Regions from separate parts of the Homo sapiens genome. Here region 2 is linked to region 1. Evidence: read pairs that join two places in POLR2A ChIA-PET (ENCODE). Cell type or tissue: OCI-LY7. All regions are shown on one strand. Links, peaks and the distances in the headings refer to the core of each region. The heading gives the core; the rest is flanking DNA.

The links. ChIA-PET counts read pairs that join two places held together with the same protein. Peaks named below come from ENCODE experiments on the same cell type or tissue, not always from the same donor. Only the 100,000 strongest peaks of a DNase experiment are listed, where the experiment ranks them.
Region 2: POLR2A ChIA-PET joins it to region 1 with 6 read pairs; 1 of 35 experiments calls an interaction of 5 or more read pairs at or near these places.

The regions. Positions count from the first base shown.
Region 1 is chr12:92,439,783-92,450,416 of GRCh38, reverse strand. No RefSeq gene overlaps it. Among named protein-coding and RNA genes, the nearest start is that of CLLU1-AS1, 12 kb to the right of the region's middle. RefSeq lists enhancers at 3,155-3,404, 4,135-4,204, 4,335-4,404, 4,725-4,834. In OCI-LY7, for the core only: no CTCF peak of the experiment used is centred there; DNase peaks (open chromatin) are centred at 4,446, 4,956 and 5,496; H3K4me3 peaks cover 3,246 bases; H3K27ac peaks cover 4,253 bases.
Region 2 is chr12:92,037,291-92,044,759 of GRCh38, reverse strand. All of the region lies in intron 1 of LINC01619 (long intergenic non-protein coding RNA 1619), which reads left to right. Among named protein-coding and RNA genes, the nearest start is that of LINC01619, 100 kb to the left of the region's middle. In OCI-LY7, for the core only: no CTCF peak of the experiment used is centred there; a DNase peak (open chromatin) is centred at 2,809.

The sequences.
Region 1 (10,634 bases), core at 3,067-8,066:
GGGTCCCTTCCTGTAGTAAAAATTCCTTTTGAGTCTGTGGCAACCAGTAGAGAAGGGGAACCTACTTAGAACCTACCACTTCTTTTGCCATCTGCTATCTTCACAGCTATTGAGGCATGATCAAAGGCCCTGCCAGTCCACATTATGCATAAAGCTGGACATCATCAAGCTGTACCCATGGTGCTCATTTGTATCCACCATGTTTTCCTTCACACCATTGTCAGGATTCAGCTGCCATAGTTAAGTTAACTGGATGTAGATCTTCCTGGGAATCAAGGAAAGCCATGCATAGAAAACTCCCAGGTGAGGACATTCTCTGGGATGCTATAGCCCAGAAGGTAAAGGAATTCTGTCACTCAACACAGGTCTCCTACTTTGCCTGCAAGAAGGAGACAAGATGTTGCATTTGGCCTGTTTTGAAGGAAGGTAAGTGTGCACGTGTGTGTATGTACATATGTAAACACCTGTGTGGTCATGTGTAGTAGGCTGGTGAAGGGGAAGAAAATTGCCAAAACTGTTCAGTGCTAACACATAAAGAAAACCTTTGTCAAAATATCTCACAGGAAGCCCACACCAATCCGAATGACTGATGTCAGATCTTTTCTGAGGGAGCAGAAAGAGTAGAATGTGGGGATTTGACGTCCAATACAAGGAAAGGAGTTAGACCTAGAGAAAAAAGAGGTGGATGACTTTATAACTTTATCAAGAATTTTCCATAATCAGCTGAAGTTGATCAAGGACAGAAAGGAAAGGTGACCAAAGCATATTTGTTATGCTTGGTTGTGAATGCACTTTTAAATTTTGTTTTATAAAAACACATCTATTTTACAACACAACTTCTTCCTCAGGTAATTTGTATTTTTGTGTTAACAAATAGTTTTGCAGTGGCAGAAATCTGAAAAATGGCATAGAACAGATCTCTCCAAAGAGATTTTCAAACTAAGATGAGGACTAAAATAAGCAATCCATTAGATCATAAGATCTTTGAGTGAGAGGAGCCCATTTGATATATTTAATTAAACCCCAACACCCATCCCCCATGCCTGCACATGGTAGATGTTCAGCAAATATTTAATAAATGGAAGCCTAAATATTTGGGAATAATAACAGCCTTTGAACAAATGAGCTTGAAAATGCCACCACCAGGTATTCTTTCTTATAGAATTGTTCCCTTACAACACACATTAAAACATTCTAGGAGACCTACAGTTAAAAACAAAACAAAACAAAAAACAACAAAAAAAAACCCTACTTACTTATTTATTTATTTTACTTTTTGAGGTAGGGTCTTGCTCTGTCACCCAGGCTGGGGTGCAATGGAGCCTTCATAGTTCACAGCAGCTTTAAATTCCTGGACTCAGATGATCATCACACCTCAGCCTCCCAAGTAGCTGGGACTACAGGCACATGCCACCACTTTCAGCTATTTCTTTTTTAGAGACAGGGTCTTGCTATATTGTCTAGGCTGGTTTCCAACTCTGGGGCTCAAGTGATCCTCCTGCCTTGTCCTGCCAAAGTTCTGGGATTACAGGCATGAGCCACCATGGCTGGCCTCTATTTATTTTTTGAGTGAACAAGTTTGTCACCAATATCTTTGATCATGGAACTCTTTTTAAGGAATACATATTAGCTTCCTGCAGAAATGTTGCTGTAACCCAATATATCTTTAAGGTACCAAAGCTGAATCCTAAAGATGAGAATTTTGAAAGATGACTGTGGTATCATGTTGTGCCCTTGTTAAATTGAATCCACATCATGAAAACATTTTATGTGTTCAAGTTAAATTGGTTTATTTTGTATTATTGTGTAAACTGGACTTGACAGGTTGCAGGTATAAACAATTTTTTAAATTTTGCTTCTGCCCCTCCAAACCTGACATTTTGAGTACTCACCCTCAATCCCCAGGTTCCTCTAACTAATAAAACTCTGAGTAGTTCTCTCTTGGCTTTTCTGATTACCAACAGGTAATAAATTTTTTAAAAAAGCTTTTTTCCAAGGTAGTAAAAAGTCTAGTCAAAAGTCTTATCCATGTAAACTTAAGCTCTGTCTTTTCTCACAACTCTGTTATCAGATTGGAAATCCAGGAGTAGGAGGAGAGGCCAGGTTGGTTTCCCCATCTTCTCCTCTCTCTATCTCCTCCTCCTTTCCTGTCTGTGATTTCTGGCCTCTCCAAAGACAAAGTATTCAAAACAAATTATAAAATACTTTTTATAGATGTATTTCAATAATCCAAATAATTATAAATTTAACTACTATGTTATGATTTTGCCTATATTTTTGCATTCTGACCACAATAAATCACATATGAGATCCCCAGACACCCAGGACTCACACCCACTAGACAGAGAATGAAGTGAGAAATTTGAAATAATTGAATTAACAATTCACAGAAGGAGCAGAGCAAGAGACTGCTTCTCAGAGTATAGAGGCTGTGGGGGAGCAAGAGGAAGAATACAGAGGAGTGTAGGGGAGGAAGAGGAAGGTCGTAAGATGGAATAAGAAGTTCTAACTTGACTGGCGCTCTTATAATCTGTCATTGTGATCCTCTGAGTTTAGTGAACATCCCAACTGATGTGTGTTTCATAGAGCATTGTGTTGAGTTTGGGGAAGCTCCCTCTTTTTCCCTACATTGCAGGACATCTCTCTCAGTAACTGTTTCCCTGACTCCAGTTACGCCTTCTCAAGCTAGTCATCCATGACTTCTTTATTCTCTTGGCTTCAAATGGTACGTTCCCCCTAATGGAGTCATGACACCCTGCCAGGCAATTTCTTTCAAGATGCCTCAATCTGCCTTCTTTGAACAGGTTCCTTATTTGTTTCAAATTTTGGAAGTCCTGCTTAGCCTCCACATAGCTCTGTTTTAGGCATAAAGAGAGAGAGAGAGAGAGAGAGAGAGAGAGAGAGAAAGAGAGAGAGAGAGAGAGAGTAGTTCTAGTTACAGTGTTTTCAGGTGTGAGTCAGATATCTCAATGATATCTGTCTGTTAAAATCCAGATGACACATGTCAAGCTCTGCAAGTGGTCCCATCAAAGTGTCTCTCATTTTGTTTGCATTAAGGAAGAAACAAACTTATCGGAAAGGTGAGGCATGAAGACGAAGATGCTTCCTAAATTGACAACGCCCTCTAGAAAGATCCCCACTGCCAAGTTCTTTAAAGTCTCTCTTGATAAGCTGGAGGCTGCCAATGTGATAACTTGGGTAGAACCTCTTAGTGTATCCTTTTATAGGCAAGCTACCATCTGGTTTTAGAAGGTGAGCTTCCTTGGCACCAAGTGTATTGGGCCTCTTCTGATATACCTAGACAAGAGGGAATGCCCCATTTAACATTCCATTGTACATGATTTCATATACTCAATCCACACTAACATCTTTTATGAGAAACATAGTAAATAGCAAGAGGAACCAAAGCTGAAATAAGAACTAGCCATGGATACAACCGCTGAGACTTAGTCGTGTTATTTATAATGCATAAGACCTGTGAAATAAGGAAGAAAAGACTGAAAGTATTAGTTGTATGCACCATTTGCTAGCTTCATGGTGAGTTTTATAGCCATTAGAATGTGGACAAAGATTGAACTGCTCTTGTAAAAGGCTCCCTTTGCTCTACTGTCTATTTTGCTTCATGGCCATCAGAAAAAAAGTTAATTTTCCCTGTAAATACTTATCTGTGCTCAGGGCTTGCACTTGTCCTTTGGCTTTCGTTGTGTTTGACCTCTACCACTATACCCTTGTTTTGCCAATGGATGTCTGTTGTTAGCTGATTGCTAATGAACCCAAAGATATTAATTACGGCCATCAGCAATGATGCTAGAGAGTTTTTAACTGGAACTCTCAAAAGAGTCTAAAAAAAGAAAAGAAAATGCCATTTATATTGAATGTCAATTCCCTGATCCATGTTCAGAGATCACATGTGTCTTGATAAGATTATGTATCTTATCAAGTTAAAACCCAACTTTCTGTAATGCTTAAACCTTCTCGCAATATCCTAACATAGTGGTTCTTATTCATGGTTGCATGCTGGAATCACTTGAGAAGCATTTATAAAATCCCAGTGCTCAGGCTGCAGTCCCAGGTAACACCCAGGTATTCCAAAGTGCAGCTAAAGTTGAGTCACTGCTAATCATTTTTGTCTGGAATCTAGCCTCTATTCATTCACAGAACATACAACTAAAGCCCTTAAGGAACCACACCCCATCTACATATAGAAGAGACATGGGGAGTACATTGCTTAGGCTATATGTTTGATCTTGCCTGCTCAGTGCCCCTTTAAAAGTTTAAAAATGATGATTAGATTTCATCATGTAAAAAAATCAGGGGTTCTAATGACAAAAATCTCAATGTTCAGTTTCTCTTGAAAATTCAGCTGTTCTGGCAAGAGTAACTTCCTTCTTCCACAACAAGCATCTGGTATCACTAGCAGCAGACCACTTCACAGGTGGCCTGGGCTTTCCAGTTTGCCCACAGGCCTTAACCTGCCTGAGTTCCCCGCCTGGTCCCTACAGGCAGAGTTCTGAGTATCTGCTACCGTCCCGGTTTGAAAAAGTCTCTCAAAGCTTCCTCCTCTTTGCCTCTTCCATTTTCAAATGCCGGAGACTCCAACTTGTGCCAAAGAGCCTTCTTTGATCTGAATGACTCAAGCAATCCCTTAACTCCTGGATTGTTTAAAATGTTATTAGGTTTCTCTCTTCCATTCTCTACCAGCCCATTTTCCCCCTAGAGAGTTTGTTTTGTTCTTTTGCTTTAAAAATGAAAACAAAGTGTGACTACACATGTATTCTCCAAAGACCAGCTCCTCAAGGCTGAGAGCCAGATGCCTGATATATTTTCCATCTAGAGCTGTACATGCAGAGAAAGTCGTCAAAGCAAGGCCATTCTGCTTTTGACCTTCCTAGGGCTGAATGCGCAGCTAGTCAACAGAGGAGCTGAAAATAGAACCCAGGACTTTCAAATCATTGTTCTGCTCACTGGGCTGTGCTTCCTCCCATAAGGACTTGGTCAAACAATGTCCTGTTTGGCAAAAGCAGAAATCATAATCTACGTATGAGAAACTGGATGGTGAAGAAACGCGAGCCCCACCCTCGGAAAAGATGGCACTGTAGTGTAAAGGGAGTGTGAATTTGTTTCTAGCACTGCAGCTTATAAGTTGGATGCACTAAAAAAAAATGTGTTTAGAATCATTGACTCTGTAATGTGTGGCATTTTGAACAAGGAGTTCTTACTGACTGCCGAGAATGAATTTGCTTGACAACCCACAGAAAGGAAATTTAGAACATTAGAAAGGTTATCATGAAAATGACAGAACCTGTAAATAAGACATTCAGGGATGTGGAATCTGGGGGCTGGTTTTTAGCATAGGGTAGCCAGTGTCACGGGAAGGAGCCAGAAGATGGGTAACTCCGTCATTCTTCACTCGGAGTATGTGTGTGACCCATAGAGAGGGCAGAAAGCAGGGCTAAACAACTTCCCCAAACTCTGAGGAAGAGTTCAGAACTCGTGCGTCTGTGCTGTCATTTTGCAAACGACGTACTTCTCTTTTAGGGATCATCTCCCGGGGCTGATTTATAGTGATCTCCTTGAGAGCAGAAACCCTATGGGCCTCATTGCTGTTGCCCCAATGCTTAGCATGTGGCCAATCCCGGGAGACAGCAGAGCAGAGCCTATAGCCAGGCTTTCTGAGTTTGAGTCCCACCTCTACTGTTTCCCAGATGCTAGGCTTTGAACAAGTGACTTTACGTCTCTATGCCTCAATTTCCTCATTTGTAAAGCAGAGATGGTAATAATAGTTCTTACCTCAAAGAGTCATTATAAAAATGAAATGAGTTACTACTTGTGATGTGCTTCGAATAGTACGTGGTACGTAATAAGCATTCCTCAAGTTTAGTTATTATAGGCAATCAATGCATAATTTGTGAACAGATAAATGTTCTAGCAAACAATAATGGCTAGTTATAATAGGCCAGGTGACTTGCTAAGCACTTTACATGAATTATCCGACTTAATTCTAAACACAGGCATGTGAGATCCCCTATCAGTCCATATTACAGAAGAGGCCACTGAGGCAGAAAAGAACTGGGTAACTTAAGCTCGCACAGCTGGCTGAAGTAAATTTATTGTATGACACCACATCTTTCACCACGACTCTGCCAATGAAATATCTATTTTCTAGGAGGAATACTAAGGAAAAAGCTGCTTTATGATATTTGTATGAGTCTCAAGTATAATCATTTATTTACACTTTGAAAGCATTAAAACATATATACACATATGTAAGATGGTGTTGATGACTAATAAACCCATGAGAAATCCCATTTTAGTCTCATTAGCCTGATTTAGCATATCAAAAGGTGTTAAAAATAATAATTAGCTTTAGGAACCAACAAACAAGTAAAACCAGTCACTTTGACACACCAAAATGCAATTTGATATGCAAGAATCACCTACTCAAGATAACAGCCACTAAATAAATGAACAAAAGAGAGTGTTGAGAACTGAGGCACCATAGTCTTTTGCTTATTTCTTTGCTAAGATGTACTTAGCTGTGATACACATTTTTTATTTATTCATGTACTTTATCTCTTTGAATAGTTCCCTCAGCCAGAAATATGAGTAGAAAGGATGAGATGCTTTTTTGCTTCTCAGATATTAGTTGGAATATTCTAGGGTGTCATGGAAAGCAAACCAAACTTGAGGCTGAGAAATGAGGTTTCTGATTCCAGCTTCACTACTAAGTAATTCCCTCGAGAATTTGAAGAAAATTTCTCGTCTACCTGTGCCTCAGATTTCTCTGTCTAAAAATACAGCTTTGGATCCCATTGACTATAAAATTCCTAGTACCTCTAAAAATATTTCATTTTCCTCCTGGGGATTTTTTTTTTATTATACAGCATACTTTTCCCATCTCTAACCCAACACACAGATTTTAACATTTTTGAAATTAGATTGTTTCACAATTAGAACACAAATTAAATTTAATCATTTTTTCTCTTTTTTCCCTTCTTCTCCTCCTCTTCCCCTTTCTCTTCCTCCCCTTCTTTCTCCTCCTCCTTTTTTATCCTGCAAAGTTGTCATTAAATTGATAATGTATCTCAGAATTAAAGAAAAACACAAAACTCAAACATAAACAACACAACCACTACCACCACAAACAATAACTAACCTGTCCCAAAGGCTTGGTTGATATGTAAATAGATTTGCATACTGAAATTGGAGAAAGAGAATTTTCAAGTGTTATTACTACTTAATTTCTTTTGAGTTCAGGCCCTCTTCCAAGGAATAAATCATAATTTATCTGTAGCAGCTATGATCCCTGGGTTTCCCTGGCCAAGGGTGACAGCACTGTATCAGAAACAAAACACTTACTTTTTGGAACTAAAATGTCTCAATACATTTGACTATGTCATCATCTGCATGTATGTATGACTAATCTACGTGACGCCAATCATTTCTCTGTAGTCAACTGAGAATACTTAGGCGCCCCTCTTTACTCCAGGCACATCCAAGTGGGAGAACAGATGTTCTTTGTTTCAGGAAAGGATGGGGTGAAGGTTAGCTCATGGGTAGAGTTTCCTGTTTCTAATGTTTGAAGCCAGGGAGGTGCCAACAGTTTTAAAGGTCTTATTAAAGGGAGATAGTTCTGCTGGGGCAAGATGCAATGAAAGTAAAATTTGCTCCCCAACTGATGTCTTGGTACTTCAGATGTATATAATACTGACCATATTATTTCCTTTTTAACAATCCTTCAATGACTCTCCTTTTGCCTGCCAGAGACAGGCTAAATGCTTTAGCATTTAGCACTCTCTAAACTGTACCCAAAATTACAGGCAGTTCTATGAACTCATCTTGTTCCTCTGCCCTTGAAATGGCTTTCCCACATCTTCACTTGGGCAACTCATTTGTCAAGACTTAGCTCAGGGCCGGGTGTGGTGGCTCATGCCTGTAATCCCAGCACTTTGGGAGGCCAAGGTGGGTAGATTACTTGAGGTCAGGAGTTTGAGCCAGCCTGGTCAACATGGTGAAACCCCATCTCTACTAAAAATACAAAACATTAGCCAAGCATAGTGGCGGGTGCATGTTATCCCAGCTACTGGGGCAGCTGAGGCAGGAGAATTGCTTGAACCCAGGAGGCGGAGGTTGCAGTGAGCCGAGATTATGCCACTACACTTCAGCCTGGGTGACAGAGCGAGACTCTGTCTCAAAAAAAAAAAAAAAAAAAAAAAAAAAAGACTTAGCTCAGATGTCATCTTCCCTTTGCAGCCTTTAGCACCTTACCAATTAGAGTAGGGACCTCTTAATTGTGGTCCCAAGGCAGCCCATACTTCCCTCTATCCAAGGGATTCTCAAACCTCCCTGCAGAATGGAATCACCTGGAAAGCTATCAAAACATAGCAATGCCCAGGTCTTACTCACAGGGATTTTGATTTCATTGGTCTGAGTTGGAGTCAAGCATCACTATATAATATAGCCAGGTGGTTCTATTATTCAGCCAATGCTGAGAACCACTGCTTTATTGTAAATCTTGCACCATATTGTATTATAAGTCTTTGTTTATCCTTCCCAAGATTAAGTTTCTTGAGAACTGAAATTATTTTGTATTGATATGCATATCGCTTGAGATTTTTAAAAAAATTCCAAGCACTAGGAAGTGTTCAATAAGTAGTTTATAAATAATAAATGTATGACTGAATGAATGAATAACGTGTACACATCCCAACCACCCACCCATCTATGCTTAGAAGCTTGCTTACATTCATGCAGCTGTTCAGGGTTAGAAATTGTGGAAAATAAAAGAATCAATGTGGATCCCAGGTGTCTGGAGATAAAGGATGTAGTCTAAGAGGAGTTTCTGAGGAAACAAATAAAATATGGCCTGAAAGAAAACCTGCAAAAGTTTGAACTAATTAAGAACAGGTGCTGAAAAAGCAGGACTATGAAATCTGACCTCAGCAAGAACTTTGGGAGAGAGATTAATACAAGAAGAGATTCTGGGGCTTGAGATGGGGAGAAGGGAGCAACCAGCCCTAATGCAGATCAGCTTCTACCTACATAAAGTAGAAATACAAGGACGAGTCTTAGCTTTCCCTTAAGGCCCAGAGTCCAGACCCTGAAAGTCAAGATGTCCTAGTAGCCAGAGGGAGAATTAGCAGAATGGGAGTCAAGCTTGATATTCAAGCTTGAGTATCATGAGACACAGCAGTGCTCCATCTGCTCTGTGAATCTGTATCTTCTGGGGTCATAGCATGTGCTAAGTGCTTTATATATGTTATCCCATTTAATATGAAGAATTAGGTTTATGAAATAGGCTTTATTATTTCCAGTTTCACAGATGAGGACACTGAGATTCTGGGGAGTTGAGTAAGCCTCCTAAGTCACCTAATTATAATTGATAAATGTCACCTTCTAAATGGCCAGTAGGGATTACTGACCTGACAACCCTGTATGGAGGAGATGTATGGGAGAAGATGAAGAGATAGGTTGGAGGTCCAATATCTCTATCAAGAAGAGGGCTTTCCCTGCCAAGTCCTGCCAATGGACTAGGAGACAGCAGATGAAGGAACCTTTATGGATAGTTGCCTTTAATTTTAGAAAGCTCCTACTTGTTTGGGCCAGGAACCACTACGTGACCTTGAACAGTGAAAACACGATACTCTCCACTTCTGGACTCCCAGTGAATGTGTTTGTGGAGGCACTTACTCTTTCTCAGAGAAGGAGACATGAACAAGAACACTTCGAATTCAGTCATGCTATAAGATAGAAGAACGTGTATAAATATTGGATTGCCATTTTTTAAAAGAATGAGTTCTTTTTATTTCATAACACAAAAACTTCTTATATTCCATCTAATATGTCATTAAAATTTAAATATTTGATCTGCCATGTTAAGGGGAATTCCCTTTTCCTCGACCTCCCTCTTGACTATTCATAGTCTATTCATAGTCTATGTTTAGGAAATCTTGTCTTCTCGCGTGTCTTAATAGACATTTAGTTTCCAAAACAAAGTCTGATCTTATTAGTCTAGCCAATCAGTTTTGTCTGTCTGCATTAAGGAGTGATGAAGATGCCTGCAGATTTTAGTCTGCTAAAAGATATCTTCTCTTTTCAATCACCTGTGATGACTAGTTTTCCTGGAATAGTTCGTGCAGTCACAGCCTTGATGCCAAGCATGTTGGAGCTACTGTTCTTTCACCCAACTCTGTACACAATTTCTGTCTGTGGAAACTATAATCACTCTTGCTGCTAAAGATGCCAGGAATAGGTTGGCATTGGAAATTTCTTTGGCTTATTGGGAAATAACCTGGGCTTTAAACTCGCTGGAACTGGGTTCAAATCCTAACTCTGTCATTTACAAACACTTCTAAGGCCAAGGAAATGTCAACAAATGTCAATTTCGTTTTTTGTCCTCTTCTGTTGAGGAATAGTATACACTTCTTTGATCATCTCTATGATCCAATCATATGTACATTCAGTCCAACACACCTACACAAAAAGCACACAGTTATGGATTTTACTCTCCTCCACCTTTAGTTTTTTGACAAGAAGCCAAGATTTCAAAACAGCTCATGAGCAGTCTGTATTTTATGGCAATTTATTATTTGACCTTTCTCTAGAATGTGAATGTTATATTACCCCTGGTTCCT
Region 2 (7,469 bases), core at 1-5,000, 400 kb after region 1:
TCCTGGGATTCATATCCTTGTTTAATCCCCTTCTCTCAGGAGTAGGCTGGATATAATGACTCACTTCTAACAAATAGAATACAGCAGAAGTGATAAATTTTTCACTTCTGAGATTAGGTTACGAAAAGATCGTGACTTCTGATTTGTTCTCTCTCTCTCTCTTTCTCTCTCTTTCTCTTTCTTTCTCAACATTTGTTCTGGGGAAAGCCAGCTGCCAGCTGGTTGTGGCTAAGGAGAGACATACATGGCAGAGAACTGATGTCTCCAGACAACATCCAGCAAGGACTGAAGTCTGCCAACAGTTACATGAGTGAGCCTGGAAGTGGATCCTTCCGTAGTTGAGCCTTGAGATGACCACAGCCTAGGTAGACACATTGATTACAGTCTTTGCAGAAACTCTAAGCCATGCCCAGTTTTCTGACCCATAGAAACTGTGAGATAATAAATGTTTGTTGTTTTAAACTGAAAAATTATGGGGATAATTTGCTGCACAGCAATAGATGATAAATATATTATGTACAACAAGCTGAGTTAGACAGATAATTTAAAATGCATATAATCTAAATAAAATATACAACAAATATACCAATAACTGGCCGGGCGCAGTGCTTCACGCCTGTAATCCCAAAGTGTAAACACTTTGGGAGGTCGAGGCGGGTAGATCACGAGGTCAGGAGATTGAGAACATCCTAGCTAACATGGTGAAACCCCATCTCTACTAAAAATACAAAAAATTAGCCGGGGTTGGTGGCAGATGCCTGTAGTCCCAGCTACTCAGGAAGCTGAGGCAGGAGAATGGCATGAACCCAGGAGGCAGAGCTTGCAGTGAGCCAAGATTGTGCCACTGCACTCCAGCCTGGGCAACAGAGCGAGACTCCATCTCAAAAAACAAACATAAAAAACAAAAAACAAAAAACACCCAAAAAACAAAAAAAACTATTATGTACAGTTGTAGTAGTCATAATAACCAGTTTCTACAGAGAGCTTATGGTTTGCCCCAAGCTGATAGATATCTATATCTATCTCTCTATATATATATCAATTTATTCCTCACAATAACACTGTGAGGTACATGACATGACTATCACCATTTTACAGATGAGGAAATAGAGTTGCAGAAAGAGTAAAGTCATAGTTTAGTAGTAGGTAGTAAATGTAGTAGTAGGTAGTAGGTAGTAGTAGGTAGTAAATGTTTGATACTTGATTAAAAGTTTAAACCCACTTTCCCAGTTTCTATTCATAGAAGTAAAAATGAGTGGGCTGGTTGCACGTAACAATGTGGCAGAGAACCCCAACATTTCCATCAGAGGACAAGAGAGCCCCAAATCAGGAGATACATGTCCTGGTATGAGCTATGCTACTGTGTAGCTTAGGACAACTCGTTTGTCTGCTCTGGTACTCAAGTTCCTTATTTATTCAATGAGAACATTGGGGCAGATCCTATCCAGCTCTAAATGTTTGTTACCACTAAGTTGCACTGTACCCATAAATGAGACAAGGAAAGTATCATGAAATGGTAAGAGGTTCAAAAGGAGTGATTGCATCCAGTTTGAGAGATAAGAACAGAACCTTATAAAGGAGGTGAATTGCAGATAGGGAGAATTAAGCTTAGTGAAATGGAAATAACATCATAAATAGAGTTCCCTGTTGAGGGAATCACAGAGAAAGCCCAGAGGAAGGAAAAACAAGCATGTGATTGAAATAGGTCGTCGTGCAATCTGTTAGTCACATTACTCTGTCCATTAGTGTAGCCAAGCCCAGGAGAAATGGGATACAGAATGGCATAATTATCCTGGGGCCAAATTAGTCAGGAAAGTCTTACTAGTGGGAGAGTAGTATTTAAGTGAAGTCATCATCTCACTGGTCCTTACTTATCTCTTATGCTTCTTCTCCTAAGTCTTGAATTCATGTCTTCTATTCTCTGCGTTCTAATTCTATCTTACATTAATTCCATTGTCTCTTCAAGGTGAGACCCATCACTTCATCTAATGTCCCCTTTCCTATAGCCCTTGGAAGGCAACAGATAAAACAGAAAAATACCCAGGCTTCCAAATATAGTATAAAAATATGATTTCTGGACATATGAATACCCACCTGATATCCCATCAAGGTAGTCAATTCTCATATTTTAAACAATTGGGAATTTCCCAAATGGTCACTCGATGATTCTACAAAGGTACAACTCAACTCGATGAAGCTGGTATGTTACCAGCTGTTCTCCTGTGTTAGCTAGTTAATGCAATTGCTAGAATTTTCCAGAACCTTGCATTTTATATTTTGTTAATTGTGTATAGTCATCACTCAAACTTCCCCTGACATTTATTCATTTCCTTGGTAATCCTCTCCTTACTTACTAGTGCTTGCTTATTGCATGCTATTCAGCTTACCTATACCCAGCACAGACTAAGTGAAGCTCATGACGTCAGGCTGCAGAGTGAGAGGAGACTGCAACTTTCCATTTTCTTGCCCAGTGTGGTCTGGCTGCTAAAGGGGTTTCAAGGCTCTCATTCCATTTGACAATCTTGAATCTCAAGAGTTCAATTCGAATGCAGTGTCTCATTTTTAGAGGTGTTACATTTGCATAATGTTACAACTGGGGATATCAGTAGCTCAGGTAAATCAAATAAGTTTGCACCTCTGCACAAATGAAAATTTGCTCCCTTTCCCCAGGCTCCCATCATCCTGTTATAACCATTCCTTTGGCTCTGGCTTTTTCTCAGGCCTCCTCACCATATTGCATCTCATGCTCAGAAATAACTGGCTCTGTAGTCATTTCCTGCCCCACCTGTGTGTGCCTTCCATTGAAATACAAGGTTTGTTAGCTATAGTGGTGGTGAAAGGCAGGAACTTCAGCTTCAGACGACCTGGGCTCAAATCCTGTTTCTGTACCATACAAAGCCAAGCCACCACCATCTCCTGCATGGCCAGCTGCAGTAGTCTCCTAACTGGCTTCCCTGCACTCTTTCCCACCTCTAATTTTTCTCTCTGTGGACAGGATAATCACTTCAAACAATTTACTACTTTTTAAAATTTAAAAACAACGCATGAATATAGTTAAAAAATAAAGCCAAATTCAAAAGTGAGCACAATGATAAGTAGGTCTCTCTACTAAGTCAGCTCTTTATTTCTCAAGGATCTCTTCCTATAAGCAACCACATTTACCAGTTGATTGTATATTTTTCAGAAATAGTTTATATACATATATGTATAAGATATATAATATGCATTTTTGATAATTCATTTCTTCTATATAGGAATGCTTTTAATATATAGACTTGATCATAACATACAACAAAAGCTCTCCATTAACCTGAGATAAATGTCCAAAATTTTTAACATGGGCTTCAAGCTCCTGCATAATCTGACCCCTCTCTGACCATGCAAACTTATCTCATATCATTCTCCTCTTTATTTTCTGTTTTTCACACTGGGCTTATGTTAGATATTCAAACTTTTAATCTTACTGCCTAAGATTATTTGCACACATTTTTCTGTTTGACCAGAGTAGTTTTCTCTTTGACATGGAAAGTGTGGTTGCCTCTTCAATATACATCACATCTATGCCTAGCAGCCATATGTTTGGATGAAATGGATCCACCCTAGGATACAAAAGTATACAAATTTAATTTTCCTTACCACATTGATTGGTTTAGGCATCCACTGGTTAGAAGGACTGGTTTGGGGGAGGCTTAATCAGCATAAAAAGGGAACTCTGTCTGAATGTGAACAAAAAAGCTCTAGTTGTTGTTGGTAGACATAGTATGATAGAAACCAAAGGACTGAAACCAACATATAATTTGGAAGGACAGTTAGAGTCTTTAAGAAACAAAGCCAGAGCTTTGATCAAACTGCATCTGACACTGTTCTTAGTGACCAATAAATACCTTTTAGTGTTTTTAAAGCATATTTACATTGTTAAAGCATCCTGATATACCTCTCCTTTCTTGTATTTGGCTAACTCTTACCCAGTCTCCAAGCCTATGGTGGCCAGTGCCTGTAGTCCCAGCTACTCGGGAGGCTGAGGCAGGAGTATAGTGTGAACCCGGGAGGCGGAGTTTGCAGTGAGCCGAGATGGTGCCACCGCACTCCAGCCTAGGCAACAGAGCAAGACTCCGTCTCAAAAAAAAAAAAAAAAAAAAAAATATATATATATATATATATATATACATATACATATAAACTTTCTCATAGTGGCTTTCTCTGACTTTCTTAGACTAAGTTGGTCTTTCTTTCATTGGTTTTCCTTGCCTTGAGGTCTTTTTCTCCTACATACGGTTGTCACAATTGTATTGAATGATTATTTTTTAATGTTTTTCTCCCCCAGTAGACTGTAAATTAAGTGGAGTTGGGGCCATGTCTGTCTGGTTCACTGCTCTAACCCCAGGTTCTGACATGTGCCTCACACTTATTAACTGCTCAATAAATATTTGTTGGATGCAAAAATGAATGGATGGTAGAATTTATTATGGATAACTGGATTTTTCACAATGATTTGTAAATGAAAGTTAAAAATGTTCCTGTAGATTGAACTATATAGCTTTTCATTATTTTGTTTTGTTTTGTTTTGTTTTGGTAGAGACAGGGTTTCACCATGTTGCCCAGGCTGGTCTTGAACTCCTGGGCTCGAGCAATCTGCCTGCCTCAGCCTCTCAAAGTTCTGGGATTATAGGCATGAGCCACTGCATCCAGCCTGAACTATGGTTTTTTAGTCTTTTGTCTAACACAAGCAAACTATCCTGAGTGCCCAAGATAGTTTACTAGCTGAAATCCACTTTCTATTATTGAATCTCTGTGGAGAGGAGGTGTGGGTGACAGTTAAGAACACCACTGCAGTGCAGATCAGAATCCTGGTTAAGAAACCTGAATCTTCCATATACTGGGTGTCTGGTTTGGGGCAAGTTACTGAACTTCTTCAAGCCTCAGTTTGTTTATTTTTAAAGTGCAGATTATAATGGTATTTGCCTCACGGGTTCATGGTGAAGATTAAATAATGTCATACATGGAATATGCCTATCTCAATAGTAAGTACTCACATACAGTATTTTTATCATATAGTAAATACAATAATAAATAGATTACATAATAATACTTAATACACATAGCTACCGGCTATAACAGTTGAACCTCAGTTTCCAGGATTACAAAATGAGATTTCTCTTAATTCTACTCCAGGGCTTTGAAAGACTTTACTTATGAATGATTTAATATATATAGAATTGACTGAATGTTGGATTTTTAATTATTTCTGCTTGATTCAGATTCTTGTGTAACCGCATGATTTTGAACAGCTACTGTTCTTCGAAAAAGAAAGTGGATTTAAAGGAGTATTTATATTGATGTATTGTTGGTTGTTGAAATGTAAATAGCCCTGAATGTGCCACTCACTGGGAAAGGACAGTGCTTTTCATAATGGACAAAATAGCCTTGTTTCACTTTAATAACCTGCTTGTGGTCAAACCAGTCATGGGATTCCTTCAACACAGCAGAATGCCTGCTATTGTCATTTACATATCAATGAGCAGACATTTCTCTGCTCATTGCTATTACACAGCACTGCCATTTCCCTAACTTGGGGACTGCGCTGAGTTTCTATGTGAAATGCACATGTCTTTTTCCTTCATCCAGACGCGCATATTCCAAGCATAGGAAACAGCTGCTGAGGCAGTTACACAACTTACCTATTGTGTATCTGTAGAAGTTGGAAGGGTAAGGAATACATTGCCCACCCCTAGAATCTTACGGATCTATATGTGTATATTTATTTTACAGAACTATGCTATGAACAATCATTCTGAGTTTCAAAGTTGTGCGCAGTAGGTGCGTAGGCTTAAATGAGAAAAAAGAATCCCGGCTTTGCTTACACAGGAAACTCTGACTTTAAAATTCAGAGGAAAGAGCCCCCAAAACTTGTTTCCTCTGCTTATTGCCTCATTCCTACCAATGCACTTTCCCAGAGTTAGAAATAGCCCTTCCATTTCACCGATTTGGAAATAAATGGCAGATTAGTCTCTCCCTTAGGGGCCACTGAGGGAATTGAGGTTGGATGCAGAGTGTGTGATTCTAGACTGATGCCCAGGGCAGCACAGGAAGTGAGGACTGCTAACCCAGGGATCAACCCTAGCCCTCTGTAATGAGTGCTAGCATCATGCTTTCAATAATCTTTTTAGGTGACCTTAATCGCTGCTGCTGAATTAAACAGTGGTTTCGCCCCAGAGCCCGGATTTGGGCATGGATTTTTTACTCAGACCAGTTCAGGGGGAACACAAAGCTGAGGAAACAAAGTCTCTGTCACCTTATCATGTCAGTGGCACCTGTCCTCCATACTGTGAAAGAACTGTTTTGGGTAAATACCTATGTGTTCCCAGATTTTTTAAAATTGAAAATTGGTTATCAAGATCGTACTCATCCTTAGAAAAACTGTGAGGAACACACACTCATACCTCTACCCCCCACATCCATATGAAATAATATTGACCATGCTTGTTATCTACTTGGTACTGTTCTAGATTATGTCTAGGAATTAAATAATCTAACTCTCTCTCTCTCTTTGGATAGAGTCTCACTTTCTTGCCCAGGCTGGAGTGCAGTGGCATGATCTTGGCTCACTGCAACCTCTGCCTCTTGAGTTTAAATGATTATTTTGCCTCAGCCACTGGGGTAGCTGGGACTACAGGTGTGCATCACCACATTTGGCTAATTTTTGTATTTTTAGTAGAGATGGGGTTTCACCATGTTGGCCGGGCTGATCTCGAACTCCTGAGCTCAAGCAATCCACCTGTCTCAGCCTGCCAAAGTGCTGGGATTACAGGTGTGAGCCACTGCCCCTGGCCTAAATCATATAACTCTCTTCTCCAGCAATACAATGAGGCACATACTATTATTATCTAATTTTTCTATTCATCATCTGAGGCAAGGAAAGGTCTAGTAATTTACCCATAGCAGGAGCATAAATGTGAAAAGCACATATCTATCTCCTTCATGCAGAGATACATATACTAACAGGAGGCAACCGCTGTTGACGCAGTTAGCCAACTTCTCTATTATGTATTTGTAGAAGCTGTGATGGTATGAGATAAATTGCTCACCCCTACTGTCTTACTTAGAGATAGTATAAGGTGGAGATATTAATGATAAGAATAAAAATTAGCATTAACTGAGTGCTTCCTAGGCCAGGCCAGCACTCTTCTGTGGGCTTTATGTGTATTATCTTATTCCTCACAAGGCCCAAGGAGAGAGTTATTCTGACGCTCATTTCAGGGCAACAATATCTAAGGCAGACAGAAGTTAAATACTTTGCACCGAGTCATACATCTAGGAAGTAGGAGAGCAGGAATTTGAACTCCTGAATTTGTGTGCTTAACCACTAATCAGTAGTTCCTTTGGATGGTAAAACTCTTCCTCTAGGCCTCTGGGAGATTGGTATGGGTCTCCACAGTGTGCTGGAAGCCACGGATATGAGTTAACCTATC